Linked DNA regions of Mus musculus: all the other regions are linked to region 3. Evidence: chromatin loops called from intact Hi-C (ENCODE). Cell type or tissue: heart. All regions are shown on one strand.

What was found. Peaks named below come from ENCODE experiments on the same cell type or tissue, not always from the same donor. Only the 100,000 strongest peaks of a DNase experiment are listed, where the experiment ranks them.
Region 1: a loop joins it to region 3, with 2.5 times the contacts of the local background. A loop is called at or near these places in 3 of 42 quality-filtered maps.
Region 2: it touches region 3 in a loop (1.9-fold over the local background); 2 of 42 quality-filtered maps call a loop at or near these places.
Region 4: a loop joins it to region 3, with 1.9 times the contacts of the local background. A loop is called at or near these places in 2 of 42 quality-filtered maps.
Region 5: a loop joins it to region 3, with 2.0 times the contacts of the local background. A loop is called at or near these places in 2 of 42 quality-filtered maps.
Region 6: a loop joins it to region 3, with 3 times the contacts of the local background. A loop is called at or near these places in 8 of 42 quality-filtered maps.

What each region holds. Positions count from the first base shown.
Region 1 is chr13:31,817,640-31,822,639 of GRCm38, forward strand. Gmds (GDP-mannose 4, 6-dehydratase) reads right to left here. Exons shown (of 11, transcript NM_146041.2): 10 at 2,503-2,571; 11 at 1,947-2,339. The coding sequence ends at 2,277. Among named protein-coding and RNA genes, the nearest start is that of Foxc1, 13 kb to the left of the region's middle. In heart, no CTCF peak of the experiment used is centred here; a DNase peak (open chromatin) is centred at 3,102; H3K4me3 peaks cover 1,770 bases; H3K27ac peaks cover 2,359 bases; H3K27me3 peaks cover 1,241 bases.
Region 2 is chr13:32,295,728-32,300,727 of GRCm38, forward strand. The region is part of intron 1 of Gmds (GDP-mannose 4, 6-dehydratase); the gene reads right to left. Among named protein-coding and RNA genes, the nearest start is that of Gmds, 40 kb to the right of the region's middle. In heart, a CTCF peak has its summit at 1,935 (motif pointing left); a DNase peak (open chromatin) is centred at 1,964.
Region 3 is chr13:31,954,312-31,959,311 of GRCm38, forward strand. The region is part of intron 7 of Gmds (GDP-mannose 4, 6-dehydratase); the gene reads right to left. Among named protein-coding and RNA genes, the nearest start is that of Gm52056, 3.2 kb to the right of the region's middle. In heart, a CTCF peak has its summit at 2,482 (motif pointing left); a DNase peak (open chromatin) is centred at 4,620; H3K27ac peaks cover 1,920 bases.
Region 4 is chr13:32,005,357-32,010,356 of GRCm38, forward strand. All of the region lies in intron 7 of Gmds (GDP-mannose 4, 6-dehydratase), which reads right to left. It overlaps Gm35672 (a long non-coding RNA gene), which reads left to right and starts at 3,074. Exons shown (of 4, transcript XR_001780886.2): 1 at 3,074-3,191. In heart, no CTCF peak of the experiment used is centred here; no DNase peak of the experiment used is centred here; H3K27ac peaks cover 631 bases.
Region 5 is chr13:32,016,229-32,021,228 of GRCm38, forward strand. The region is part of intron 7 of Gmds (GDP-mannose 4, 6-dehydratase); the gene reads right to left. The region is part of intron 1 of Gm35672 (a long non-coding RNA gene); the gene reads left to right. Among named protein-coding and RNA genes, the nearest start is that of Gm35672, 10 kb to the left of the region's middle. In heart, no CTCF peak of the experiment used is centred here; a DNase peak (open chromatin) is centred at 2,893.
Region 6 is chr13:32,211,579-32,216,578 of GRCm38, forward strand. The region is part of intron 4 of Gmds (GDP-mannose 4, 6-dehydratase); the gene reads right to left. Among named protein-coding and RNA genes, the nearest start is that of Gm52055, 20 kb to the right of the region's middle. In heart, a CTCF peak has its summit at 2,680; a DNase peak (open chromatin) is centred at 2,703.

The sequences.
Region 1 (5,000 bases), 140 kb before region 3:
TGGACAGATAAGTTTGAAGGGTACCAAGCCATTGGTGCCCCTATTATCCAAGCATTTGACCTTTCTCTGACAAACTAATGCTGGCTTGCCTCTGACATAACTGGGAATACTAATGGCTTAACTCTCTTAGTTTTTACAGTATCAGGTCAGGAGAGGTGTTAACAATCTCTTAAGTATATACCCAATGTTTTCAGGACAGAAAAAGAAGTGTGAGGGACACATAAAAATCACTGAAATTAAGATGAGACTTATAAAGAAACCCTTCAATTGGGTCTTGAGGGGGGCCACATAAAATTCAGCACAGCTAAGTTAAATTCTGGGGTGCATCTGCTGTTTTTCTCTTTTTAAATACATGCCATCAAGAATCCAGAGGAGCCCAGACTGCGATGGGAGAGCATGCATAGTGACAAGGTTGTGATTAGAAAGTTCTCCCATCAGAAACGCACACAGAACCCCTGCCCAGGATTTCTCCTGCTCCTCCCTAAGGAGCTCATCATGGCTTTGGGCTAGAAAGTCACAAAACATTGAGTTAAACGGCCTGTGCACACCTGAAAGTCTTTGGCATGGCTTTTCCTGGGTGTTGAATGAAGGACTTAGGTGGTCAGAGGAGAAGGAGGGCTTGTTCATTAGGGTCAAGGCCAAGGAGCATGTGATTAGCTATAAGATTTGAGAGTATGTGTGAAGGGACAATAGACTTTTGAGTGTTGTCTGTAGGAATGTGTGTGATAGCGTGTGTAAGAGGGCATGTTGGGGGAGTGAATTTGTATATGATGTGTGTTTGAGGTCATGGGTGATAGTGTATGCCCGAGTGACAGAGCATCTGTGTATGCCCCCAGCCCGCCCAGTCCTACAAGCCCCACCTCCCAGAGACCATCTGCTTTCAATTAGCAGCATCCCATTTGGGAACAGAAACAGCAGGCTCCTCTTGGGGTGGCTTCTGAGAACCGGGTGGGCCAGCCTGGCTACCTTAGTTCTGTTCCACGGGGGCCGAGGCTGCCCTGGCCAGTATGCTCTCACAGGATAGAAAGCACCAGAAAAGGCTGCCCCTGCGCCAGCCCTAGTCCTCCCCCAGATCATAAACCTGCCTGTGAAGACATTCAGAAACAGCTCACTCCCAGTTCTTGCATGTGCAAAGATTGGAATGCCACTCGCTTAAGTTTTATTTTATTTTGCTTGGAAGGGGCGTGAAGGGGAGAAGAGTCCTGACCTAATTTGTTCTAGGCCAAAACACTATTTCATGCAAGACTGTATACCTGCAGGCAGATCCTTGCTTGCTCCAGGGAGGGGTTCTGTCCACTTATGTATCACCTGTAGCTACACAGTCCACAGCTCAGGAACACGGGTCCATATAATTCTAGCACATAAACGAGAAACTCAGTGGCACTGGAGCCTCCGTTCTAAGTCTCTTTCTCATAACTTCTAACTAGTATTGATGAGTCTGAAGGATCAGCATGATGTCTGGTGTACATTAGGATGTAAGCAGACTGAACTGACGAGTCAAAATTCAGTTTAAAAAGCGACCTAGTACTGAAGGTTAGATGTTGGAAGTAAATATTGTGTGAAAGACTCTAGCACATAGAAGAGGCATTGGGGGCTTTTGGGCTTTCACATACAATGTTCCAGCAATATTTACTTACCATCAAAGTTTCTTTTAGCCCATGTTTCATGAGCCTTTTCTGAGAGGGTGAAAGCTAGGTGGTTCTAATTAAACTCAGCAGAGACAAGACCGGATAGGAATGTTTCAGTTCAGCAGGGGATAGGTGTGTCCTAAGGCAGAGACTTAGCTGGGTGCTCTGCCAGCTTAGGTTAGGGTCTTTTCAACAGGGGCTCTCCCAAAGGAACTAAGGACTGTTCCATCCCCAGCTGTGGGTGTGGGTGTGGTCTGGGGCCATAAACTGCCTACATTATAACCTGGAGAAAACATACACAGCAAACTCTGTTAGTGCTGGTTTATAGAAAGATTATTTAATAAGAAAAGAGAAAAACAATCTCAAGACTCCAAAATATAAGTTGTCTAGTGACATAATTTCAAGTAAAATGAGTATGTGATTCAAACTTCTTGATTTCCTGAAACCAGTCAGAGGAGGAGACTTTGACAAAAGCAATGCGGCCTTAGCTCTGGTGTGTCCTGTCCCAGGCTCTACAAACCTCTGTGGCCCAGCTCTGGATACAGGGACAGCACAGGAGGTCGAGGGTCCATGGTTGGCAGGAGTTACTGGACTCTGGTTCCCTGGCTCTGCACTGTCACCATGCCCCTCGAGTCTCTGCAGAGGGGCTCAAGCGTTGGGGTTGGTCCTCATGAGCTCCACGTCGGCCTGCACCATCTCCCTCACCAGCTCCTGCAACCCAAGATTCAGGGTGGACCGTAAGGGCGGAGTTTCTGCCACCCTCTCCTATAACACCTCCTCACAGGGCCCTGAAAGGTCTCCTGTTTGACAACAGCCCGCCAGCAAGAGCTCACAGCTAGCAGCTCTGAGAATATGCACTGGAGACAAAACTTACGTCAAAGGCAACGCGGGGCTTCCAGTTTAGCTTCTGCTGAGCCTTGGAGCAGTCTCCCTGCAGAAAGTCCTGTGGAGAGATGGCAGATGAGCTGTGCATGCATGGGCTTGTCATACCCCTTGCCCAATCTGTCTCATCAGGTACTTACCATCGGGTCAGCTAGGACCTTGCAAGTAAGCATCTCCAACTGCCCACATTCCCTGCCCCACCTTGTCCTAGTGACTCCGATGGCTCTTTCTCTTTCTTTCTTTCTTTCTTTCTTTCTTTCTTTCTTTCTTTCTTTCTTTCTTTCTTTCTTTCTCTTTCTTTCCTTCCTTCCTTCCTTCCTTCCTTCCTTCCTTCCTTCCTTCCTTCCTTCCTTCCTTCCTTCTTTCTTTCTTTCTTTCTTTCTTTCTTTCTTTCTTTCTTTCTTTCTTTCTTTCTTTCTTAGATATTAAGTTGTCAGGAGAACTGCTGTAAGAACTGTTAAGTTACTGCACTTCTCGGCAAGGCCACGGGTAAATCATGCCGGCAGGGGAGTTCCACTGCAGAACAGTAATTCCAGATCCTCGACCGGCAGAACCCTGACTCATCTGCTAGGTCCCTAGAAACTACACTTCCTCAGGCCCCACTACCTACCATCAGTTCTATAGCCTTTGCCCTGTCCCTGGCGCCTGGCCGCCTGGATTCGTAGTAGCGGATCGGATCCCTACCTCCAGTCTCCAGCTTTTGGGACAGCCCAGGCGGGCAGGCAGTTGCAGGCGATCGATCGGCACCACCACAGCGTGGTCAGCCTAGAGAGCAGAGCTTACAGTAGCAGGGGCTGAGCCCTGGCTCTGCTAGGGTAGAGACAGCTCTCTCTGCCAGTCAGCAGGGAACCCACAAGCTCCTAAACCGAAACCTCCTTTTCGCAGCCACACTAAAGGGTCTGTTCTACTCTTATCTTTCTTCCTTAGAATATGGGGATTTTTTTTCTCGACTCATGGGACAAACTTGCAAATCTCAGTTTGAAACTCTGCATTAGAGGCCATGTACCCCTGTCGGTCTAGACCCTTTCTCTAGCTTTTCACCTCTCTCTGCCTGCTATTTACAGGTCCACTTTCAGAGAAGAGTGCTGACAACCACTGACACGGCCCAGGAGTGGGCCTTAACATACAGCACAGAGCCAAGCCTAATCGGCTTGCTCGGCTCTGACTTTACCGGGGGAAACACATGTGGATTCAGGCTTCCTGGAGAATTCTAGCAAGAGAAGTTCACAATTATTCATTTAAGAGGTTTCCTTGGAAAGAAGACTGGCAACAAACAAGAAACAGAAGAGAAGAAAATCCTCTATCTTGGCCCTCACTCACAGTTCTTTATTGCAGGTCTCAAGACTAGTGGGAATTTCAAGATAAGATGAAAGGGAAGAGAGGAAAGGAAGAAAAAAGCAGGGAACTCCAGTTAGGTCTATTCGTATGAGGATACCATATGAATATGCCAAGACTCAAAATAACCAGGGACTGGGCAGGAAGGGAGGGGGGAGGTGATCTTTATAGTGATAAGTATTACATTAAGGCACTTTATTTTAGCAGTACACTATTGGACAAGTGAACCATCCCTCTGAGTGACAGCCACCGATAATCGTAACCATGCTGCAGTAAAAGGCTTCTCCTGCTCTCAGTCTCCTGAACTCGGCAGGCAAAGGCATTTTATTCTGGATTTCAGATGGGTAGGCTGGGGTTAGGTATAAGCTATCTGTGTGTGCACACAATGTGCTCACCTGGGCCTTCCAAGCAGAGGCGGTCTGGATTCCCTTTCCCAGCCTGACTCTTACTCAAGCAGAGGACATTCAGGGACTCTCCTTCTCAATCATCCAGCATTGCTTTTTAGGCTTGAATAAATCAAATTCCCAAAGGCTTTGCATTTCACAATATGCTGAAGTACCCACTTCCTCCCCAGAGTGTTCACCAGAGTGAAGCAAGTTATTTCTGCAGGCCTAAAAGCCCATTTCCAGACTCCCCAGGAAAGGTAGGATACCAGAATTAGTAATTTGCGTTTATAGCACAGTGCTACCTGGAGCTGCCAGTGTAGGTGAAAAAAACAAACCAAGTAATTTATTTCTCTTTTCTCTCCCTAAATAAACTTGAATATCCTTTTACAATGCTGCTTTTTTAGTGTAAAAGTCACACAAAGATATTCCTTCTTTTTCCCCAGAGGAAGGAAGCTGTGTAGCTTGGAGTCCTGGAGCAATGTCCTCCAGCCCCTCCCTGGCTCCCTCCTACAGCAGCTTCAGGAGAACACGGTTATGTAGAATCACATAGCAGGGCTGTAAATTAACCAACTCAGCATGGATGCAATTCATGGCTGTGAACATACAGCTAAAAGAGCCTTAAAACCCTGTCTGGTTTCAAATGATCTCAGTAGGCTTGGGAAAGGGAAGGTTGTATTGTAATTATGTTTCCTGTATTTTTCTACAAGTAGCTCATAATATAAAAACAACCAGGCAACTACAATTAAGGAAAAAGAAAAATGGTTTTCAA
Region 2 (5,000 bases), 340 kb after region 3:
CTCTTTTAGTTCAAATATTACATTTTAAATTCACAGTAATCTCTGAAGCAACATACCAACAAAAACTATAAAGAATTTTAATACAAGAAATGACATTAAAATGCAAAAAAAAAAACCCTTCACATATGTGAGACTTTTAAGTTGTGGAAAACAACCTCATCATTCTTAAAGATCCAAATTAGTTCCTAATACAGCACTGTCACTGTTGACATCTGTCCCGTGGGGTCAGACCCAGCACCTCTCACATGCTATATAAGAACTGAGCTACACCCCACTCTGAACAGTTTAATAAAACACACACAAACTTGTAGTTTAAACCTGATAAACAAACATAATAACAATAAATTGTACCTTAAACCATTTTCTATGATTTTTATTCTCCTCTTTATTAATCAACATTCTGCAGCCTAATCCCTTTATCACTGTAGCAAAATGGTTCCATATGCAAGCCAACCCAGGGTCCCTAGGTTTGAAAAGAGCTACCACAAATATATATTTTGGTTGTTGTGTTTTCCTAATCACGAAGAAAGGGGAAAATTCAAACAGCTTCCTTTATATAGTATGAACAGAGGAGTTCTTTAAAACCACATTAATTCCCCTGGCAAATATAAAGACCCTAACAAAGATCCATTGTTTCAGTTTCTTAGTTAGTACTTGACTAACCATGCATAAAAGAGAGACATTAGCATAGTTAACTGAATATATAAATACGTTCAGACTCAGTAACACTATTTCTGCCAAGCACAGTAGCTATATTTAATAAACATCATGCTGTTAGCCACAGTCACTTCTTAAACTGTCATTGGAATTATCAACTTTTACCATAAAGCAAAAGAAAACATTATTTTTAATAACATCAGTAAAGACCTTGGTTTCTTTTCTAAGATAAATGTACTTATATGAAATTGATAGGAAAGACCTTTCTGCAAAAAAAAAAAAAAAAAAAAAACCAACCTATATTTTATACAAAGAAAACAGACTTTTCCTATTCTGTAACAGAAGTGATAAAGCCTAATGACTCTGCCTAAAAATTGTGACCTAAATAAACAGGAAAGTGGACATTAAACTTTTGAGGTATGTTACTTTCCAATATGCTTTAAGTTTACCAAAAGAAAATTTAATTCCAGGGATTCTGAAGTTAAGAAATAAAAAGTATTAAAACCAAAACTATGATGTCTTGGACTGCTAAGGGGAGTATACTTGAACTTGGGTAGCATACTTGAACTTTAATGTATACATATGCTAAAACAGAGTAAAAACATATTTTCAGACTTTCTCCTGACATAAGTGGAAAGCTATATGGAAACTTTCCATGGCATGAATAACTACTTGATTTTTAAGAGAGAATATTAAATCTATAAAACTGACATGTTAATTTCCTAGCTATAGTGTACCTTCTTTATTTTCTAAAGAAGGCACGTAGAGAAATAATACAGTATAAACCACCTCATAATTTGCATTGAAAAGGCACACCTAGGGCTAGAGATGTAGCTCAATGAGACAGTGCTTGCCCATATCATGCGCATGAGGCTCTGGGAGCAAACCCCAATACTACAAAAAGAAGTAAAGGGAAAAAGGAAAAAATATTATTTATTTGTTTTATCTGCAAATGTGGAAATTAAAGGTCAAAATAAGTCATAAATATGTTAACTGTCAGGACATTCCAAGATTATTATTTATCTCAGCCAAAAAAAAGTCAGTCTGCTGTATTATTCTCACAGAGGTGTCTGTGTCAAAACCTTGTAAATGTCAGTCAGTGATGACTCAAAGCTGTAGTGATGATTCTGCTGCAGCATTCTAAGAATATGTGGAAATGCAAATAAACTCCGACAATGGCTCATATCATATCAAATGCCCTATCTGAAGCACAGCAACTTTAAGCAAAACTTAATGAGGACTAAACACAGCAGACACTATATACTGGAGCCACCTGGTGGCCTGTTTTCCTATAACACGGTAAACACTGGGTCCTGTGCATACAGCATGACGCCTTCAGTGCCTACCACCCAAGGAAGATTGTTCCCAAAAGTCAGTGAGGGTGAGCACCGCAAGCCCCAACACCATGCCGACGCACTAAAAGTGCACCACTAAGTAGGAAACACATTCCCCAAAAACCCACTCTAGGCATCTCCAAGTTGTGTTATATTTTCTCAACATAAATCCAAACCAACTCAATAAGTGTTTTAGAAAATCTTCTTAATAAAAATATAAGTAGCAGCTTATGATTTCCTGTGGAATTTGCTTCTTGCCTAGTTCCAGGAAGTTCAGGAAAAGGCTAATTTAACTTCTAAACGATCATGGTCCTGTCAGCAACACAAAAGTAGATAGTGCACTGATCTTTCATTGTGGGGCACAGGGACATTTGCCTGTAGCCACAACTACTAAGACAGGCAAAGGCAGGAAGATTACCTGAGTCCAAAAGCTAAAGACTCGTCTAGGTAGTATAGCAAGAATCAATTTCTCTCCCTCTCCCTCTCCCTCTCCCTCTCACACACACAATACACACAACACAGAAACAAATACACAACATGAAATAAGATAGATAACTAGGAAAAGGAATGGACTAGGAGTAGGAAAGGAGACATGATAATGGGTCAATATGATTGACATACATTATGTACATTATGAAAATGCCATAATGAAGCCTACTAGTGCATATAATTAATATATGCTCAAAAAAGTCTTTTAAAAAGCCAAGGATAAGGTAAGCCTTTGAACTATTAAGTAGGTGAAGTCTATAGCAGTCTCTAGCCTCCTACAACTCCCTCATTCCTCTTCAGTGTAGAATCAATAAACTCCACATTAAAGAAATGCAATTAGGAAGCTCACATAACCATTATAAGCTCTACTCCCACCTCTGGATGTACTGGGATGTGTACCAGACACAGATGCCAAAGGCTTCCCTCCAGGCTCCTCTCAAAGCATGCCACATTCCTGACTCATCCCAGAGATTCAAAGACCACATAGCTCATTGAGTGGAAATGCTGAATGGAAAGAAGGCTTCAAAGGATGCCTCTCTATTCATACCCTAGCCCAGGTCCTCAGTGCAGGGTAGACTGCTATTAAAAGACTCGTTTCCTGAGGAAAGTAGACAGTTTCAGGGAAAGACCATTTGGCTGGTAGGAGGGGGCTTTGTTGCCAGCTGTTCTCACAGCCCTACTCCCTGTGTGGTCTCCAAAGTTGCTAAACCTGACCACTTCAGGGGCCAGGTCTATAAAAATGAAGACATTTCCAGTAAAAGACCTGCTTGGCTCTACACTGTTCCACTTCACAAGGGAACACTGTTGCTAGAGAAGCTCTGGCTTTGGTGTAGGCATATCAAATGTGTGATGGACACTTGACATTTACCCCACGGAAAACCTAAGTATCCTACTTCCTGGAAGCACTCTAAACAGGATGGCAAGGCTGTATTTTTGTCGAATTTCCTAATTGCAGGTGCCCCTTGACACAGCCAGCATTAGGAGATCAATGGCAGAGCTGTTGTAAAGTCTAAAAGACAGTATGAATAGCCAAGTACTGTCACCTATAAAGATGGAAGGCACTTTCTCCTCAAGGTGTGATCCAGAAACAACACAAATACAGGTAGAAGATAACACACACCAGAATCAGAAGGCCTGGGTTCAAAGGAAAACAGTGTCATTTATCAGAGAAGTGCTGCACAGAGTCAGCCTTCCTAGCCATTCGTGCCCTGTCTATAACCTCATATCTGGGACTACATACAAAGAACAGGGGCAGAAAGGCGAAGTAATAAACTCAGGCTTGATAACGGGTTTGCTTTCCCTACAAAGATCCAAACACTGGTGAGAAGCCAGTATCCTCATTCACAAAGCTGAATCTCTTCATATCTTTAAAGCTCTTGGTTTTCTATACATCTTCTCTCTCTCTCTCTCTCTCTCTCTCTCTCTCTCTCTCTCTCTCTCTCTCTCTCTCTCTCTGTCTCTCTCTGTGTGTGTGTGTGTGTGTGTGTGTGTGTGTGAGAGAGAGAGAGAGAGAGAGAGAGAGAGAATGAGAATGAATAACTTGCATGGAGAAGCCAGGTTCTCTGCTTTCACCACTTAATCCAGGGATTAAATTTGGGTCATCATTCTTGGCAGCAAATACTTTACCCTCTGAGCCACATTACCAGCCCTGCATCTCTAATTTCAAGCCATCTATTCACCTCTCTACTCTATAATATTTGAAAATTTAATGTCCTTCTCCATAAAGACTATAATACAGCACCGTTCATTTCTTATTGAACATAATGGCAAAAAATTTAGACTCTGTGTTTTAACTATTATGTCTACAATACATACTGTTTATTCAACATTCAACATTTTCCTAAAAGCCATTCAATAAAAAATATATTTTAGTTTCATGAATGACAATAAAAACTAAGTATTATACTAAAAAGTGTTGTATCTTAACAGGAATCCAAAGCAAATTTATTCTCTAACCCAACTCCCAGGGAGCCAGACATCTCTATAAAATGTAAACAAAATGTTAAAAAGTAAATAATAATACTGCTTACATCACCCACTGTAAAATGGCTTCTGCTTACTTTCTCCCTTCAATTCTCTCTCTCCCTCCCTCATTTCCTTTTATATACAGTGCAGCACTGTGAGCCTCCTGAGAACACAACCTACTGCCCGTTATGCCTCCTTTAGACTGCTATCTCTTATCCTCACTTTCGTGTCCTACGACACCACTTCAAAAAAAAAAATTGGGGGAGCTAGAGAAATGGCTAGGTAGTTAAAACCACTTATTACATTTCCAGAGGGCCTGGGGTTCAATTCCCAGCACCCAAATGGTAATCCACAGCCAAATGTAACTCCAGTTCCAAGGGATCTGCTGCCCGTTGTGGCCTCTGAGGGCACCAGGAATTTAAGTGTTACACAGACATGTATGCAAGTAAACCAGTCACACACTTCATTTCAAATCTTCTTCCAAATTACCTAATACAACACCCTGGTTCCAAGCTAATTCAATTTCTATTCAGGAAATTCTTTTTGTACATTTAT
Region 3 (5,000 bases):
ATTACTATATAGTTATTGGCAACTAAAATTTCAATAGTTTGGCCAGTATCAATGATTGTTTAATGCTATTAAATATATAAAATTTATATAACACATAACCTAGGGAAACGTTAAAGATTATGATCTTAGAGGACTCTTTTTTTTGTTACTATAACAAACTTTTAACATTTATTTCATGTGAATGAACAAACAGTATTTTCATTGTTTTTGAATACTATTTGAGTGTTGTACTTTTTCTGCTTGTGTGAATGAGTGTTTAAAATATGGTTCCTCTTAATATATAAAAGTATCCTCATAGAGCTTTATTACTGATTATCAGATGTTGGCTGGAGGCAAATAAAACAGAGAAGCTCCAATCAGGAAATCTCACTAGTAATGAAAAGCAAGAGTCTTTAACACATTCAGTTTTCCTGACAGTTTTTTCCCTTTAAGTACACAATGATTTATTTACCCCACAAATGCTGGGGTGAGGGGTATACAGAAAACTAAAAAGGACAAAACTAAAATCTTTTTTTAAAAAAATGAAACAGAAAGTCAGTAAAAAGAATGCAAAAACTCCTAAGATGAAGCTCTAAGATCCTGACAGAAAACAAAAGCAACACAGTGGAATTCAATTCTAGAAAAGTCACAAAAAAATATAAATCTGTCTTTTAGCAGCAACAGAGACACACTAGTAGTCTCTCTAAAGTTAGTCTGTCTGCACTGTCACACACTTACTGCTTGCTGTTCTATTTATCTCAGTTGTCAAAGGGGAAATGTCCGCAAGCAGGTACTGGGAGTAGTTTCTAGTCACTTTTTTCTCTTCCCTAATACTAATTATCTTGTCATTTGGTACTAACTGAAAAGACAAAATGCCCATTCTTTCACCAAGGAAGGCTCTGGCTGATGGGTTACTCACGATGAAACTGAGGGCTGTACCCAGGCTGCGGTTGGGACAGCACAGCTCAGAGCTGGCTGCCAGGCAGGCTAGTGAAGGCCACGCTCAAATAGCGAGCAGCCAGACCAGCCTTTCAAGTCAAGTGTTGGCTTGTAGACACATCAGTTAATCAGCTATGAAATCACCACCACAATGTACTTATTGATCACACAGGGCTAATGACGCAACTCTTGGCCTGGAGAGGATGTGTGCTTCATTCTCTCAGCCTCCAACCTTCAGAGAAAGAGCACTTTGAGTAGTGTTTACGAAAGGCAGATACTAACTGTGATCTGAACCTTCCTGTGGAGCTGGGCAGTCAACAGCCTTCCCGTGGCAGTGCATTCACACTCACTGCACTCAAAGAACTAGATGGTATTAGCACTACATTGCACTTTGGAGGAATGTTTTCAGAATGTCTCAAACTGTCAGGATTCAAACTAAATTTTAGTTCAATTTCTCTAGATTTGAGTATATCTTTGAGATCCTAGGGAATGCTAGGATTCACTTTATGAATGAATGTCATCATAGAGAATCTACTTACTATTCTAGAAAACTAAAAATTAAGTATTTTTAAGAGCAGGCAATTTTGTAGTAGTCTACATGCCTCCCCAGACCATTGGCACACTTTTACTGCTCCTTCGAGTGAAGTAGCAGATATGCATGGTAATCACACTGCACACCCTGCTGTTTCTATAAACTTCCTTCTAAGGCTGGAAAGGAATAAAAAGGTAGGTGAGGGTGACGAAAGGTTACCAGACCTGCTCTGGGAGGCTCCAAGGTAGGCCATGGGACATGAGAGCATAAACAAGGTTGTCCCTTCCCGACTGACCAGCTCCAAATTCTGTACCCTAGAATGTATCTGCTAAACTACAAAAACAAAGAACAAACTTAGTTCTGACTGGAGGAAGTGGGTGGTGCGTAAGCTGAAGAGTCAGTGAATTAAGTCTTAAATATAAACTTCCCGTAAATCAGTTCTTCAAAGATACAGACATAACAGTCCGGAGTCTCCTTGAGAGTGAGTACTCTGACTGCCTAGTGAGAAACACTCCCTTCAGGGTACTCTCCTTGCTATCAGGCTGAGCTGCAGACTGTGTGCACAGATCTTAGAGAGTGGGGTCAGTGTGAGAGCAAGCAAACTTGATTAAGTGACAGCACACGATTGTTCCTTCCTTTCTATTTTCTTTCACATAGATTGTCCTGTGTGTAACAGATTCCAGGAAAAACAGGAATTTAAAAAAAAAAAGAAGAAGAAGAAGTAAAAGAAAGCCCAAGTATTGTATTCCTAACAGTACAATGGACTGCGTGTTTGCTTAGGGGTACATAGTGGGGACAACAGGACATCCCAGTTGGCATCATGGTGGCTCCAAGATCTGTAAGGCAGTGAGTGGGAACCCGTTTTTGTTTGCAGGACACATTACTTTTTCCACTCAGTGTTATACTAGAACTTTGCTAGAACTATTATGGAAAGGGGTTGGGGTTGACCATTTGCTTCAAACTATGTACAGCACCCATTACTACAGGGCTTAGAGAGATGCACACCAGGAGGAGACGGCGCCACCTGCTGGTGGTGCCCCTGCAACCCTCTGCCAATCAGAGGATCTCTCAGAGGCAACAAGCAAGGACAGCACTCTAGTCCTAACTATTCCCTCGCTCTACTTCTTGGAGCATAACCGCTAGGACCAGAGTTTAGGAGTTAAGAAAATGTTGTGTTTATTTGTTTTAAATAATCTGATTCTCAGCAATGAGCGCAGTGCAGGCCGCTTAGGAAGCTTTTCTGTGATCACACATGTACTTTTGTACATGACAGGTGGTAGTCTTCATACCTGTAAACTGTCTTGGGAGAGGAAATGTGAGAACATGAACTCAAAACAAAACCGTGAGTCTTGGAAGATGGCTTATTTGGTAAAGTAGTAACCATGCAGGCACGAGCACCTGAGTCCTTTTTCTGGTACCAACAAGAAAAGCCAGGAATGGTGGCATGTGCTTGTAATGGAAATGCTAGGGGTGGGAGCAGAGACTGCAGGATCCCCAAGGTTCACTGGTAGGTAACCTAGCAGAACAGTGAGCTCTAGGTTCAGGGAGAGACTCTGCCTCAGAAAGACAGTCCCCGAACAAAGCCACCCAATGTTGACCTTGGTCTCTACATACATGCACTTGTATGATGCACATGTGTACTTAACAACCCCTCGGGGAAAAAAGAACCCAAAACTTGTAGAAGAGGTGTGAGCTGAGATGTTCATTTATCCAAACACAGCGTTTTTATAGGAAAGTGGATGGACGTGAAGGGACAGTCTCCTCATTGTTGTAGGAAGGACTGGGCTACGTTTGTCACTGGGTAGGCTGGTTACTTTCACTTCAACTCTGGCTAGAGGGTTTTAGATACCCAATCCAATAATATATGGAGAGTACTTTGTGATCTACCACATGTTATTGCTACTATAAATGATAATATTATTGGAGAGAATTCCTAGGTTATTATCTAAGAGATCAGTATTCCATAATGATCCTCAAGATACGATGTGATAATTTCCTGGGATGTTATCAAACCAAACATAGAAACACAGTATTTTTCAGAGTGCTAATTCTTTTAAAATACATTGTAGAACAGAATCTGGACCTTCAACATCTCATCCTTAGGAATTTCTGATTCCTTGCCCAAACTTGGTAAGGTAGCAACAGGCCTTGAAAAAAAAAATCGCAAACTCCTGGCACTCTCTCTCTCTCTCTCTCTCTCTCTCTCTCTCTCTCTCTCTCTGTGTGTGTTTATGTTATGTCTCATATATATAGGTTTCTTCTGTTCAAAAAATAAATTTATATTATACAGGGAAACAATCCTAAGGGGGTGGCCATGTTTTCTTAATGGTGAGCTGTGTTACTCATTGATAAACGACTTTCCTTTGCTAAAAACCATGTCTAAATAGTAATCTAGAGTTTAACGAAAATATATTTCCACCTAGACTTCTCAGCGAGGAAGAAAGACGTATAAATAGCATCTAAACATAAGGTTGGGCAAAAGATTTAAACAAATCGGATCCTTTAAAAGGTAGACAACCAATTAAACCAAACCAAAATAGGCCAAACAAACAAACAAACAAACAAACCAACAACAAAACCTTTTCAAACTGATCCCAAGGTGCAGACTGTGCTGTGTGGAAGCAGACCGCAACGTAATCATACCAGAACCCGATGCCAGCCTTTATTCAACATCATTTTCCTAATCATCTGGGCCTAAGTGCTTCCAAGCTTTACTGTTTACTTTGGCAAAAGGCCTCTTAGCTCCTCTTCTCTCTTCCTCGAGCTGGGATGGTGTTAACAAGGTTAGGTAGGAATACAACCCATTAATAGGCCTTGAGAGCTGTGGCTGAAATCCTTTTAAACAGATAAGAGGGCAAGTGGGCAGCATGAACCTAGGAGAGAGCAGGGCTAAGCTTCCTAAGTGTTCATTTGGCCGTAGCTTGGCTGAGAATCATCAGGAGGTTTTCCCCAACACTTTTTGTATGAAAATCAACTAAGGTTCATTCCATTGTTTAAGTTTACAGATGGAGAAACTGAGCCATGCTTAGAAGTCTGACCTGCAACAGGGTCACATAGAGACTGAGTAGGAACACAAGGCAAATTTCCTGCTCCCTCGGCCAGTTTTCCACCCTTTCTACCCGTTGAAACGAAACAGCAGAAGCTTAGTTTTTGATAAGCAGTTGCATGAAAACACATTCTGTGCCAGATTCTCTCTGGTGCCCAAAGACACTCCCTGATGAGGGTGAGGGCTCACTGAGCCCGTTAACTCCTTCACACCCTGGATGCAGGGTCTGGAGTTAGCAGGAGATCTAGAAGTATTGGGAAGCCTTCTCTAAGATTCCATACAGAGCCCTTCTTTCTTCCTGACCCATACTCGCCTTTTGACTGGCTCCTTTGAAAAAAGCCCAGTCCCCTGCTGAGCTTTGTGACTCCCGCCCCAAGCTGCACACTTCCTCTCTCACTGTGGTTAGATGGCTATCCTTTTTGAAAGTTATGTGGAATGGGAGGTAAGTATCTGCAGCAAAGAACGATTTTTGTCTTTTCCAAAAAATAAAGGTGCTTGATTTTG
Region 4 (5,000 bases), 51 kb after region 3:
TACCGGCAGATTGCAATCTGGAACATGCTTTCCTGTTCTAATACAAATGGGTCTGCATTTTCTTTTAACTTGGCAAGGTTAAAAAACAGACTCGTCATAAGTGTGTAATGTCTTGAACCAAAATAGACTTCCTTAATGATTTGTTTTCTCCAATTTCACCACAAAATGTAATACAGCCAACAAAAGAGCTATTCTTCCCCCTCATATAATAACATGTTATTCAACAATCATGTAAGAAAACCTATACATAAGACTGCCAAGAGTATGAAATTGAGTTTCTAATTGAAATGTTTGGGAAGAAATCTTTCTTCTTTCCCCTAAAGTTTTACTCTGAGAGCTTGAGTGAAATGATATAAATATCTAGGAATATACAGTTTTGCTTTCCTACTGTAATATGCTTATAGAAGTAGTTACAGTTTACTTTATAACACAGGCCACTGAAAACATTAACCATAAAAACATATGAAAATACAAACAAGTGCTCTGCATGCTCTTTCTTCTGCAGCAAATCAAAAAAGAAAAAAGACTTAATTGCTTCTGTCCTTGTGAGGTCAAACAGCTCCTAATGTGGCTAGGGTAAGGGCACCTTGTGTCTGTGGGGAGCTTTTTCTCTCAGCTTCTCCCTAAGTACCAAGGTAAAATTGTACCACAGGAAGAAGGACAAGTATTGTTGGCAGGACAAACGGAAAGGCTACCTTGTACAGGAAGTTATAATAGATGGATGAACTCAGTCTGTTTCTTTTGTTTTTAAAACAAAAACTGCAAAGGAGACACTGCAATGCTATGAGTCCAAAAGCAAACAAACAAACAACCCCCCCAACAAAAAACAAAACTGAATGCACTAGTGTTTGCAATGCAGTTAGCCTTAAGAAGACAGCTCACCATTATAGAACAACAGAAATCTACAGCGTAAAGAGTGTAACTGTCACCTGAATGCACGTTGATACATGTCTATCTGTGGGATAAATATGGCAGTAAATATTCACAATACCAAACATACAACTACCTTCTAGATGCTTGAATGACTCAAAGTCAGTTTTTCTTACAGTAAGATTTTTTTTCCCTGCAGAAAGACAAGGGAAGAAATGCTGGCTATTTGTAGTAAAAACCACTGATGCACATACCTATATAAATGTATTATAAGCATATACATATACACACATGGTATTAAGTGGAGTGTTTTTTGTTTGTTTTTGTTTTGTTTTCCATTTTGGAGTTAGGTGGAAAACCTGGGCTTAAATCTTATATCAATGATTTATTACTTACATGACCTTACATGAGTCACTTTATCCCTCTATGCCTCAAATTAGGGCTCAGACCACCTATCTTACAGAGCTACTAAGAAACAGTCTTAGCATAGGAAAGACTCAGTATTCTACAGTGCAACTGTTAGTACCTATTCTATGCATAAAGTCAAGCTGGAACTATTCAGTGCATTTCCCATGATTTGTGAAAAGTCTCTGGCTGTAACTTGCCATATCAAGATGATAAAGCTGAAGAGATTTCTTGTTAAAAGAACATTTCTTCATGTCTATTCACACATCTTTACTTGGGACTAGGCTTCTTATCAAGTCACACAGTGAGAATGGAATGCAGTAGGGATAATACTATCATCACTGGAGAAAATTAGGGAGGGCAAATATAGATCCGGATACTTCATGCTAAGCAGAAATTAGTACTATAAACTTGAATATTTATTTTAGTAATCTGTGAAACAATAAATATATGCATTATATGAAAACTTCTGTCTGGAACAGATTATGAAAGCTCTCTTTGATCACAAAACCATTATTTTATTAGTACATATTTCTAATGATTAAAGTACATAAGCTATGTATCTTTGACTAAGCATTAACAAAATAAAACTCAAAGTCTAAAAATATATTTAGCAGAAATTATAAATGGAGAAAGTATTTAGAGTAGTTATGTCATGTTTTATTGAAAGAAAAGACATAAATTTTATTAGGAAAAAGAAAACTATGAATAAAAAAATCTTTTGGTAATAAAATCATGCACACAAAAAGCATTGAATTTCACAATCAAAATCCAGTGAGAATTTTACATTTTGGCAGTCAAATAAAAATTCCAGGAAAATAGTTTAAATTCTGCTCAGAAAATTCAAGGGTAGCTATTAGACATTATTTGAAACTATAAGAAATAAAATTGTGTGGATATCATCAATGGCTGCTTATATAACCCCACAAAGCTTAAAAATATTTTTATTTAATATATTCAATATGTAATTATTGATTGTTGCAGGATCCCAAGATTCATCTACTTCATGCAATTTCACATATAAGAAATTTCATATAGCTGTAGTATAATTCTAAGGCTCCTACGTTTATTTAAAATTTAAAGTTAAAAAAAATTATCTGCAGGGATACACAATGTTCTTGATGTTTCCAGGAGAAAGGAATGTTTACAGGTAGGCAACTAATCTGTGCGCACTGGAGAATCAAAAAGTTCATTTAGTTTCTAAAACTCTAATAAGTAACAGTTTACACAATGTTCTGCAACCATGATGAAGAAATGTATCCTCCTAAAATTCATCAATATAAATTATCAGTTAAAGGCATCTCTGCTTACACACCTTCCTTCCTCAGTGGCTCTGTACACTTGGGTGTAAATGGGATTTAAGTTCAGACCCATCTGCCTTTAACTTGTTGGGCAACACAGGAAAGTTGCAGAGCCCGTATATTTCATATAAGAAATTAAAACAAAACAATATTTGTGAAAAGTGTTTATAAAAAGTTACCCAGTATGACTTACATTTGTAGGACACACACACACACACACACACACACACACACACACTTCCCAATTATTGCTATCTCAGAAAGCAAGGCTATCTTGAGGAAAAATAATTACTTCAGCAAACAGCATAGAAACATTCCTTTTCACTGCTGGGTGAACAGAGAGAACATTTGTTTCTTGTCCCCTGGCAAAACTGAAAGAAAAAAATGAACTAGCATGTCAAAAGACAGTCGGCCTTCCCGGCGGCTCAGGAAGAAAAATAATTCTAAAGTATATTTCCTCCAGCATCCCCACCCCAGCTCCTTCAGAGTGAGGAAGACAGTTGTAGCACAAGCAAGTCCGCGGCTCTGGCAGAGCGGCTGCTGCTGCTGGCTCCAGGCATCAGGCCCTAGCCAGCCAAGATGGACAGAAGTGAGGAGGAAACTGGCATTTCTTTGGTAATGAAACCTTGGTATATATAAACTATCGGAAACTCAATGAGAAAGTAAAAGAATTGATTGTCCACATTCCAAATGTCTTAATGTATAAACTGTGTAACTATCATTCACAGACCGGCTGTGAACAATTTTGTTCTTTCTTTCCTTTTAAAAATCATGCTGAAGATAGAGATGTTTCTCTAGTAAATGGTACTCAAAACTGTCGAAACATAACTATGACATAATACAATTTTCCTTAAGAAAGCTTGAAAGCTTGTAGTCTGAAATTTTAAGGAAGCATTGGTTCATTCCTCAATGAGGAAGGACAGCTTTTCAGACTTTACTACAACAGCAAGCTCAGTCTTGGAGGGGAAAAAGAGGCCAGTTCTGTATGCACATCTGTTTCCAGTGTGATGCTGGTATGCAAACTATTGTCTATTGGAAGTGTGTTGTGGTAACGTTTGCCAGGGTTAAAGGCTGGGTCAATTTGATCAAGAAGCTAAAATTAGCTTCTGTGTGTTTTCCTGAAAAGAAAAAAAAAATACTGTAAAGCTCTTTGTTTTCCTTCAAGTGCCGTTCTCAGATTTCAGCTTCTGGTGTGTAAACTACCAGGAAACAGACGGCCATGACAACTGACTGCTTGTTCACCGAGTCCTGTGTAATAAAATGGTGCCACTCTCAACAGAGCAGGATGGATTCAGAAAAGACAAGCTTTTGACCTAACTCACACTTTTCCATTCAAAATATCCATATTATGTAATTATTTAACACAGATGTATTCTAGATACATTCTAAAATGTGTGATGGCTTGGCAAAGCCCAAAGACATTAAGAAACTCATTCTGAGAAGCCCCCAGAGTAAGGGTTAGGTCACATATTTCTAGTAGTTTTGACAGTGTCTGATTATTTTCACAGGAAGTAAGTTGCTTAAGATGAAAATGAGGGGGAAATAAACTTAAAAATACCTCGAAATAACTAATAATTTTATAAATTTATGAAGAAAGGAATTGTGGAAAGATAAGTTTTATTTGATAATTTATTTTGTGTCATTAAGATATATCAAGAAAAATATTAAAATATTTCTAGTATGCAAGATTACTTAAAAAAAAAAACTCTTAGTATTTAAAGTTCCAACAGGCAGAAGACAGGAAAGAGAGAGAGTATCTGATAAAATGTCATGATGAATACGTAAATTGAAAACAGAAGCATGTTTGAATGTACATATTTTTATATATAATCTAGGATGACTTCTGGTTCAGACACCCTGAACCTCAGGCTGGCCTTAGACTTGCAATGCTTCGTGCCCCAGTCTCCCATGTGCTGGAGTCATAGGCTTGTGCAACTACCTGGCTCACTGTGAAGTATATTTACGTCCTTACAGACTTGCTTTTTTCTTGCATAAAGTCGGATTACTCTATCTATTCAGACTTTAGTAAAAGGAATTTTAAATATTTCAACCTCTTAAGTATTACTATTAAAAAAATAGTCTACAGTATAAAATTATCTTAAATACAAAAAATATTACATGTATTTTATGCCAAAAATATTGTCCCTACAAAAGAGAATCCTGGGAGGAGATGTTCAGGTTTGTTTTTGCTGTTGTTTTAATTATAAAATGTGGGTGAATGTAATTCAACCTAGTTCTGTCACAGTGAAAATACTGCAGTGTGCTCATTTATAATTTAGGATTTCCATTTTTCTCAATATCGTCTTATCCTCTCAATTTCAGTAACCTTTTGTGCCTTTTAAATTTAAAACTCATTAAAAAGTTTTAGGACGGATATAGAAATGTGTAAAATACTTTGAGAAGCTTATTTACAAACAAAATCTA
Region 5 (5,000 bases), 62 kb after region 3:
TGCCTGGACTTTTAAGTAGGCTCTGGGGATCAAATTCAGGTTTTCATACTAGTGTGGCAAGCAATTGACTAACTGAACTATTTCCCCAATGCCATCTAATTTTATAATTTAGTGAATGGATATTCTCTCCAGAAAAGTGAGGGGACTGTGTCACATCACATTTGAAGTCACTTTAGATAGAGGTGTAAATGGTGCTTAATGCTTCATTAGTACTCCCCCAAGGGAAAATTATGTAATTATATTATAATCTTAAAATATAAAACTTTTATAAAAGAACCATAACCTGTATGTTGCCTCTGAAATACTTTTCTCAGTCCTAATCAGGTTGGCTGGTTTGACTCTGTGTCTCTGCCTCTTCTCTCTGTGCATGTGCACACACATGTGTAGTATTTATCTTCCTCCTCGCCTTTGGATTTAAGAATTATTTCCCAGGGAACAGTGTTCTTGATCTATTACTCTTTTCCTTTGAATTAGTACTGTCCAGCATGATAGCTATTTAGTATTTTTTAAAATTTCTATCTCATTTAAAATTTAAAACTATATTAATTAAAATAAAGTTAAAGAACCAATTATTTAGTTACAATAACCATATATGAAGTGTTTAAACTCTTCAAGTGGCACATTATGCATCATCTGAAAACAGTATAAATACAGAAGAATATGCATTGTCTAGTTAAATTCCATTAAGTGCATTTGTTGTAGATCAGGGGTTGCAACCTTAATTCTACTAGAATTGTCTATCAAATCACTGTTACCCCTAATCTTCACCTTATAAATTTTAGATGTTTTAGTAGCCTCTACCCTTTACAGGTAAAGTGACTTTCCCCATTAATAACAACAAAGATATCTGCATACATTGCACCCCATTCAAAACCACTGCACCAAACATGTGGAAATGTGTGCACTTAGGTATGTGTCCACATATTCAATCACTCTGATTATAATCAGTTGCAATTCCTGGCATACCACAGAGAATCAATATATAATTAGGACTGAGAAACAAGTGATGGGTAGGGAAAAAAAAGAAATTGGTATTTTCCAACAAAAGAAAACTAAAAAAATTTTCTTGTTAAGAAAAGAAAAGAACAACCAGATAACAGAGACTCTTTGATATAGTCATTTTTGCCTAGGACAGAGAGCATTATAAAATATTCTTGGCATCTTTTCAGAAATCCATACCTGACAATTATTAGCTATATGCTAATATTGTCTGACATTGATATAGAATTAAGTACCAGGATATCTCTGAGATAAGGAACACAGAAGTGCTGTGGCAACTGATAATAGATGTAGCTTGCACTAATATAAGGGAATTTTCACAAATACTTCAGAAAAAGTACCTCCTCTTCATTCAGATCTAGAAAATGACAGGGTACTATCGTTTGTTTTAAGTTGTTCCTCGAAAGCAACTCCACAAACACAAACATAATCCCATTGGCTTTATTTTGCCATTGTGGAGCAGGTTTAGTATTTCCAAAGTAACCTAGCAGTTATTCTGAGGCCATTTGTAAACTGTATCCTGATAGGCTACCAAGGCCATATCATCATTATAGGATTAGAAGAAGTTAATGGCTTTCTTCCCTCTAAATCATATCACTGGCCACACTGGCCTCCTGACAATGAGCTTGATTCTCCAGCATGAACACATTTCTTCATGTTATACCTCTGGAGCCAAAGGACAAATCATTGGCTGAGTGCTCTTTTCACTTGATTGGGTGATACTATCATGAAAGTCTTGGCCTTAGACAATTACTGTGATGCATACAATAGGTCATTTCTTAAGTCTCTCTGGAAAAATGAGGACTCAAATAATAATTCCTCCTTGTACAGTTGCCATTAAGAGCTGTAGAATCCCAAACAGAGGCTAGTTTTAATGTCAGTGTGCTTGGTATGATTATGAAGTACTCAGCTGAAGGATTATGGGAGATGGAAAAGTCTCAGAGGCAGCATTTAGGGCAAACACCACTTAATAAACTAAAAACCACCTTTATAGAATGTCATGCCACTCAAGGTAGTAAACAGTCCTTTATTCTAGCTTGCTGAGGACTCCTTGGTGTAAAAATGACCAGGGCCTGGCAGCACACTCCAAAGCCACGTGTCCTGTCTGTGGCAGACTAGTTCTCGTATACACTAGGATCTATGTGGTCAGTGCAAAAGGCTTTGGGGTAGTTATAGCAACTTTTACCTGCTTCATTTCTATCTCTTCATGAATTTTAAAAATGATCCTAGGACATGGTTTCTTCTTGGTCATAGCTCATATGTCCTACAACAAATTAACAGAAACAGGGAAGCTGGTAATTTTGATAAATGAATGGTGACTAGTACTTACACAACTGAGCTAGAACTACATGAGAGTCAGAGGTCCCACTGAGTTTCATCTTGTCTTTTTCTGTCTTAGGGAGAAGCAGACATGTAGCAGCCACTTGTGGAATGGCTTCTGAATAGGCATTACCACACAGCAACACTAGGCTGCTAACTGCATACTCAGGATGAAAAAGCAAAAAGGAAAAGGTGAAGATAGAGAGAGCCAAAGACTAGCAGGGCTTAAAAATCATTTGGTGTCTGATGGTTGGCTTGGATGTAAACATTTGGGGTGTGTGGTAAGCATGGGAGCATACTACATTTCAGAAAACACATTTACAGAGAACCTTTTACTTAAAAGCGAACTTTTCCCTCTCTCCCTTTGGGCAGAGCTTGGCCTGCTGCAGACCAGGAGGTGTGAAGCATACAATGAACTTGATCAGACTGTCTCTGTGGCAGCTGTCCAAATCACACATTTCCCTAGCAGAACATTCAGGCTTCAGGAGGAAGGAAGTCTTCTGCTACTGAAGATCATTAGCAGTGCTGAGTGCAACCACTGTCAGTTGCTTTGGGGTTGGCCTCTGATCACTCATACAAAGGACGGAAAATTGCTGGCGCCGCTGGCCCTGTGCCCAGCCTGTTGGACAGCAGAGCCTATGAAAGCCACTTTTTTTTTTTTTTTTTTTTAAATAGCCAACACACTGGAAGGGGGCAAAGGGTGGCTGGCATACACCCTCAGGCACATTAATCAGCAAGGAATTGATCAAATGTCACCACCCACTGGACTTCACTACCAAAACTCCATGCAAAGGAGACTCCTAGAAAAGGGGAGGCCCCAGAATAACACTGCATGCATAAAATGTCCTCCCTTCCTTCATATGGAAAGCTCATCTCTGAGGTGTCAGGATAAAACATGAGAACAGCATCTGTCCTTGGAGACCAGCAGGAGTGATTCACTATTTCATGGCACAGAGAAGGGAGGAGGACACTGTAATAAAAGTTTATAAGGTGAAATCTAAATCCTGAATGTCCTGCACCTTAAAAAAAACTTTCTTCTTTGTTTTGTTTTGTTTTTTTCTTTCTTTCTCTTCCTCTCCCCTTCCTGAGAGAACATAACACAATGTAATTAAATGGTAAATTACTCAAGAAAGAAATGTCTAGACTCATGAAAAAAAAATCTTTGTGCAGAAACAAAACTTTATACACCTCACATATTTTGGATAGCCTAGTTCTTCCAGCAAAGTTTAACGCTATAACCATGATTGTTTAAAGAATAATTTTCATCAGATGAAAGGGTAGTGAAGTGAAAAAATTCACAATTCTAGCGTAAGACAATCTGTGGATGAAGGAATTAATTGCTCCTTAAGTAAACAAAGTAAAATTTGAGGCCATGAGTGAGCTTTTCTCTATTTCTAGTCAGTCTCTGAACAGGAAATGTGTTGCCCTGAGAGTCACAATGCATACATTCTCCCGAATCCTGAGAACAACCCCAGTATTCCTCCTATTCATCCCTAAAGGAAGATGTCTGCATACCAACAACTGAATCCACAAGGTGAAGCTTAGATCTTGGCTAAAATTTACAATATATAAATAGATTTTATTTAACTTAATTTAGAAAACTTATGAAGGATTAGTATTTTAAAATACAGTGGCTGAAGCTGGGCCTATGGTACATACCTTTGACTCCAACACTGAGACATAGGCAGCACAATCTCTAAATTCAAGGCTAACCTGGTATACATAGTAAGTTCCAGGCTATTCAGCAGAATAGTTTGTCCTCAATGTGTGTGTATGTGTGTGTGTGTATGTGTGTGTGTGTGTGTGTAGCTAAAATGGAAATTAGGAAAGTTATAGATTTAAAGGTCAAAATGTTTGACATAGTTTGAAATTGAACTACTTTGTAGGAATTTAATCAATTAGCACAAAATTTCAAGATATTGTACAAGGTTTCATTAAGGGACTACTGAAGGTATAATGCAATTAAATGTAAAAGAGACTCTATTTAAAATGCTCCAAGTAGACAGGCTGTGCTATTTTAAGGTACTAATTTCCATCTGGCAGAGCAGAACCAGACCTACAATGCTGTGCTTCAGAGCAATTGCTCTTAGGTCTCAGGGTGCCGTGGGGTTACTGAGTGTCATAGGCACCATGATACATCTTCTGTACAGTGGCTCCAGTTGGGATCCATCTCTTTTTAGTGAATGACATCTATGCGAGAGGCAGCAGCTCCCTCTCTCATTATGGAACAAAACACAACAAAACCCTTCATTTGCTGTGCTTTTGTAAGATTTAGTTTAGGTTGAAGCAACAGTATACTTTTGATATGAACATAGAACACTATTCTTAAAGCACACTAATTGAAGAGCAATTAATTAAATTATATCACACACAATAACTCCTAAGAACTACTTTTTAAAAGCCAGATGTTGCATTCATATGGTTAAAACTTCAAAAACTAACAAGGCATGTCGTTGCAATCTCCCCTAATTAGCATCTCTTCCTTCTGCAATCAAGCAGCCACAGTTTAATTCCCATTTTACTCCCCGTTTGCATCACAATCTGCATACTATCCCAATCATGCCACTTCAGTTTCTCATCTCTGAAAGGAGTTTGTTTCATGAATACCCTTTTACGTTTTGACAGATGTAAGAAACCACCTCATAAATATGTCATCATTTAAATTGTTGAATTTAGACATT
Region 6 (5,000 bases), 260 kb after region 3:
CCAAATTGAACACTATATCATTCATATTTTCATTTCCCACTACTCATTAGTACTTGATGAAAGATTATCAACACTTGAAAAGAAATAATTTATGATTACCATCCCATTCTATCAATTTACTTTTAAAAGTATTTACCATTTTAAATTACTTTTTATCAGGTAACAGAACACATTTGGAGTAAAACACCAAAAAACCTTTAGAATACTACTTAAATCTTCTGGCAGCATCACTCAAACAACAGAGTGCCTTTGCTTTCCTAGAACTGTAACACCACTTCTTTAAGAACATTAATGGTGACATAATTTGGAAAATTGAGCAAGACAAATATTACTTAAGCTATAATGTTATAAAACATTTTTAAATATCTAAACTATAGTAATGTTTACTCAAGTAAACAAATATAAAGTGATCATAAATTAAAGTTTATTGTAAGATGCCAATAAAACATAGAAATCTTCCTTTATGTTTCATATAAATTCCATTTTAGTTTGGGGGAAAAAGGTGCCCTTTTTAAAAGTACATTTAAGAGATTATGAGAAAATCAAAAGTATTTTATTATTTATTCAACATTTAAATGTTTGTATAAAATATAAAATAATATCAAGGAAAGTTAATATACCAGTGATAACATTAATAAAATCAGCAGTTTGTTTTTAAGCAGAGAACAAAGCTCTTCTGTTAGTAAGCAATACAAATCGCTCATATTGGCTGTGTGCAACATGATTCTTTTGAAACCAAAGAGTTTGAGGAAGTGATGTTGCAACCCTGTCCTTTTTATGAAAACCATGGCAAAGAAAAGGTCAAATAAATAATACGTATGATACCATCCTATTAAGAAAAAGCACATAGTCTTAATCTAATGTCTGCCAAATGAGCTAAACATACAAAAGGAAGGCAGTTACCTAAAAAAATACAATATTCTGGTTAAAAATTATTTTTCAAGTAGTATATACTATTCTAAACCTCATTAACAAGTATTAACAATAACTTACAAAAGAATTTGTATATAATAACCTATACTTAGATTTTTTTAAACATGTAGGATGATAAAAGTTCACCTTATTAAATTTTACTAAATTAATTAAAATTATCAAAAAATTACATGTATACAAATCAAAACTTGTATAGTTTTTATGTTCACGTAGCAATGCTAAAAACATAAAAAGAGTTAACACAGACCTTCCTGTGCATACAAATTAAAGCTAACACAGTAGATAGTTTAAGAGAGAAAAACTACCTAAGTACATATCTTTTCTTACCAATATGTGGCAGAGCAAACTCATTTAATCATTAATAAGTAACAAGAAACAGCCAAAATATGTTTTATGCGTCATTAAAACCCCATTGAGGCCATTACAGTCCCCAGCAAAGTGATGCTGGAAACCACCTTTACCCTGGCCACCACATTCCCTCCTGACCTCACTCGGCTGAGGCAGCTAGAGGGTGAACGGCAAGACTCTCATGTAAGCCTTTATTAACTATGAGAAATAAATTATATTAAGTGTTACTTTTTGAACTCAGAAATGAGGGAAGGGGTTGTTAAGATATCAAATTTACTAGGAAAATAATTATGTGAGAAATAAGTTGCTGTCACATGAGAGACTTGCCAGATGCTGTATTTAAGCAAGTTGTTATACACACCTTTAGAATCAATTTTGTGACAGAGAGATTAGTCTATGATACTAAATTGCCTGAAGAGAATTAAAAAAAAAATGGTGGGGGAAATGTTTGGTGAACAACATTGCCAGTTCTTTAGGAGTGTTTGTAAGCAGTAAGAGACCACTGTGATTCAATTGTTACATTGTTACAAAATGCCCTTCTACCCAACTTGCAGATTGCAGGCTCTAATAAGTGCGCTTCTATTTCCTTAGCTCCTCCTTTCTGTGATTTTTACCAAATACAATTCTAAAACTTGAAAATTACCTAGAAGTTTGTGAGAACACACAGAAAGGTCGTCAGAGCCAGACACATATTAAATATTAATTATAATGATGACTGTCATCTTCTACAGTGATTATGTCATTATATAGGAATGCTAATTAAGGCATAAAATGACTTGTTAATTGAGAACGTGTTCTGAACAAACACATTTGTACTTGTGTATTTAATAGAAAATCCAGCCTGGAGACTGGGCCGTAATAGACTGCAGTTCTATTTTTTAAAATGCTGACATTTGAGCAAATGTTCCCATGGAATGTTTGCCTGATTCGTGGACTGACATTTCCTCTTTGTAACTTGCTTAACTAAAAAGGAGCCATGCAGGCCAAACCCCACAGTGCACACAGGCAGTAGGCCATTTCTCGCCACTGAAACTTTCGTAAGGTTTCTCTTTTCCTTCCCTCTTCCCGTACCACCACTCTGTCCTCACTGTCTTCTTATTTTGACACACACAATATCATAGCTGCTTTTAGTCATCTTACAATAGAAGACGTACCTGAAAAGATTAAGATTTCCCACCTGGGATTTGTCCAGAAATTCAGTGTATCATAGTCCCCCACAGCTTCTTCCATCCTGCTATACTTGTGTGTTATCAATAGTAGCTTTCTTTCTTATTTTAGATTTACTTACACTAAGAACCCAGGGAACCAAGCTGATGGAAATCAGTGTGTATTGTCACTCATCTTTCATTCTAAAATCAAGGCTGACCTCCATGTCTGTGGCACTTTGCTGCCATCTATGTGTATAAAGAAGCATAACAATCATCCTTGTGGCAGAAACTCTGCCTGGGTCCCTAAAGGAACAACCCTGTCTCTCAGCTAGATAAAGGGGAGCCTTCCTACCCTAGAGCAGAAACTTGCTGGAAATTTCTAGGACTTCCTCTGTGAAGCAACGTCATTAACACTGACGTGCAAAGGCGCATTATTTAAGGCATCTAGTTTTTATCGGAGCCAATAGTTTTTTACCCAATACAGATATTAATAAAATATTTTTAGCATAGTCAATACTTCTCCCATTACAGAATTATATTATATATTATATATTATATATTATATATTATATATTATATATTATATATTATATATTATATATTAATTAATATAATGACTTTTAAAGAGTTAACTATTGAAAAAATAAAAGTAAAAACTAAGATACTTAAAAAACTTAAGTAAATAAATTCTATAAAATAAGTTGATTTTAATCAAAATTGCCATTTAAATATCTTGCCAGGACAAATGACCATTTAGCCAAAAAAAACCCCTTATAATATTTAATATAAGGTAAAAGCAAAAGTAGTCTTTGCTCTTGTGATGTAAAAACAAATGCTATGGTGTAATAACCATTTCCCTGCTAACCAACACTGAAATGCTTCTTTCCAGAAAAGACAAGCGAGTCTACCAGAGTCTGCCACAGCCGCACAGCCCGGCTGTGAAGGATCTTAACAAATGCACAACAGACTCACATTCCAGAGTGAGTGCTACGGAGTAGGAACACAAAGAAAAGGAGCCTCTCTTCCAGTCATAGGGAAGAAGGGTGACTGACAGTCAAGACGAGGGGCTGTCCTAAAGAGTCGGAGGTCGGGTTTGTTGATATTATTCATTTCCTAAAGAGAAAAGCAACAGAGAGAAGAGCGCTGGCCCTGAGTCACCAAACAATGAGAAGCCCTGATTATGCTACTTCCACTCTATTGACCCATTCTTCACAACTTCCCAACACCATCTCTGTAAAATTCCATTTTACTCATTAATACTATGACCATATATAACTTAGCTCATATTTCAAATGCACCATTTTCCAAAGAGTTCTCCAAGTCCTACTGATGAATTTAGCCATTATAACAGACCAAGCAACACTTCATGCAGTCTTATAAATAAAACTATTCTTGCCAGGTGTGGAGGCAGAGGCAGGTGGATTTCTGAGTTCAAGGCCAGCCTGGTCTACAAAGTTAGTTCCAGGACAGCCAGGGCTACACAGAGAAACCCTGTCTCCAAAAACAAAACAAAAACAAAACAAAACAAAACAACAACAACAAAAAACTATTCTAACTGCACATTATAAAATAAACATGCAAAAGATACATAGGTCGTTGTGATTTAATATCAATTATGTCTATTAATCATTGATATTAATATTTTAAAAGTACACACCACATAGTACATAAAATTTTCTTGTTGCTGGTACTGATAAAGTATCAATTAATGATTAACATAGAAACCAAAATAAAAAGTGCTTATGCATTAAATTTCTTTGAATTAAAAAGGTCTCATTTTATCTTTTTGTTCCAATTTTAAGGACTGTACTTTAAAAAAATAAATTTATAAACAAAATACGTACTAAAATGATGAAGTGAGATTTGTGCCTAAAACAGGATCTATTAAGTCTCTTAAAGGGGAGCTTAATTCTTCAAATACAGACACCAATCTGAGAGAAGGCAATGTATATATGCCTTCAAATATTAAATAAACCTATTATTTATACACTCATCTAATAAGAAATTCTAAAATCTGTTTCCATTCATCACAAAAAGAAAAGAAAAGAAAAGAAAAGGTAATTTCACTCACATTACATTTACTAATGACAACATTTCTTCCCATTAGTATTTACAAAATCACCTTGGACATGAACATTAAGATACACATGAACATTTAGTGATTTGATTAATTTTAGCTTAATATGCATAAATTGTTCCAAGAGTGAAATACTTTTGATTTTATTTAGTTAAAAAAAAAAGCTACTACTGTAAATAGATTAAGTTTGGAAAAGCTAACAAACACACCTTTGTGTGGTCCATTAATTATAAACAAAATTCCAAGCATTATTAGCTGTTATCAAAATTACAATACCACCTAGATCTAATAAAACAGAACAATCTGTTTGAACAGGGAATGGAGAACTTTCATAGAGTGTTCTCTCCCATAAAAATTCTTAATGGACTATAAAGGACTTTTTAAGTGGTTTTAGATTTGAATTCAATTGCTTAAATCTATAACAGGCTTCCAAGAAGAATGTGAGCCAGATGACAAGCAGAGACCCCCACCAGCAGTGTACACACCTACCTATC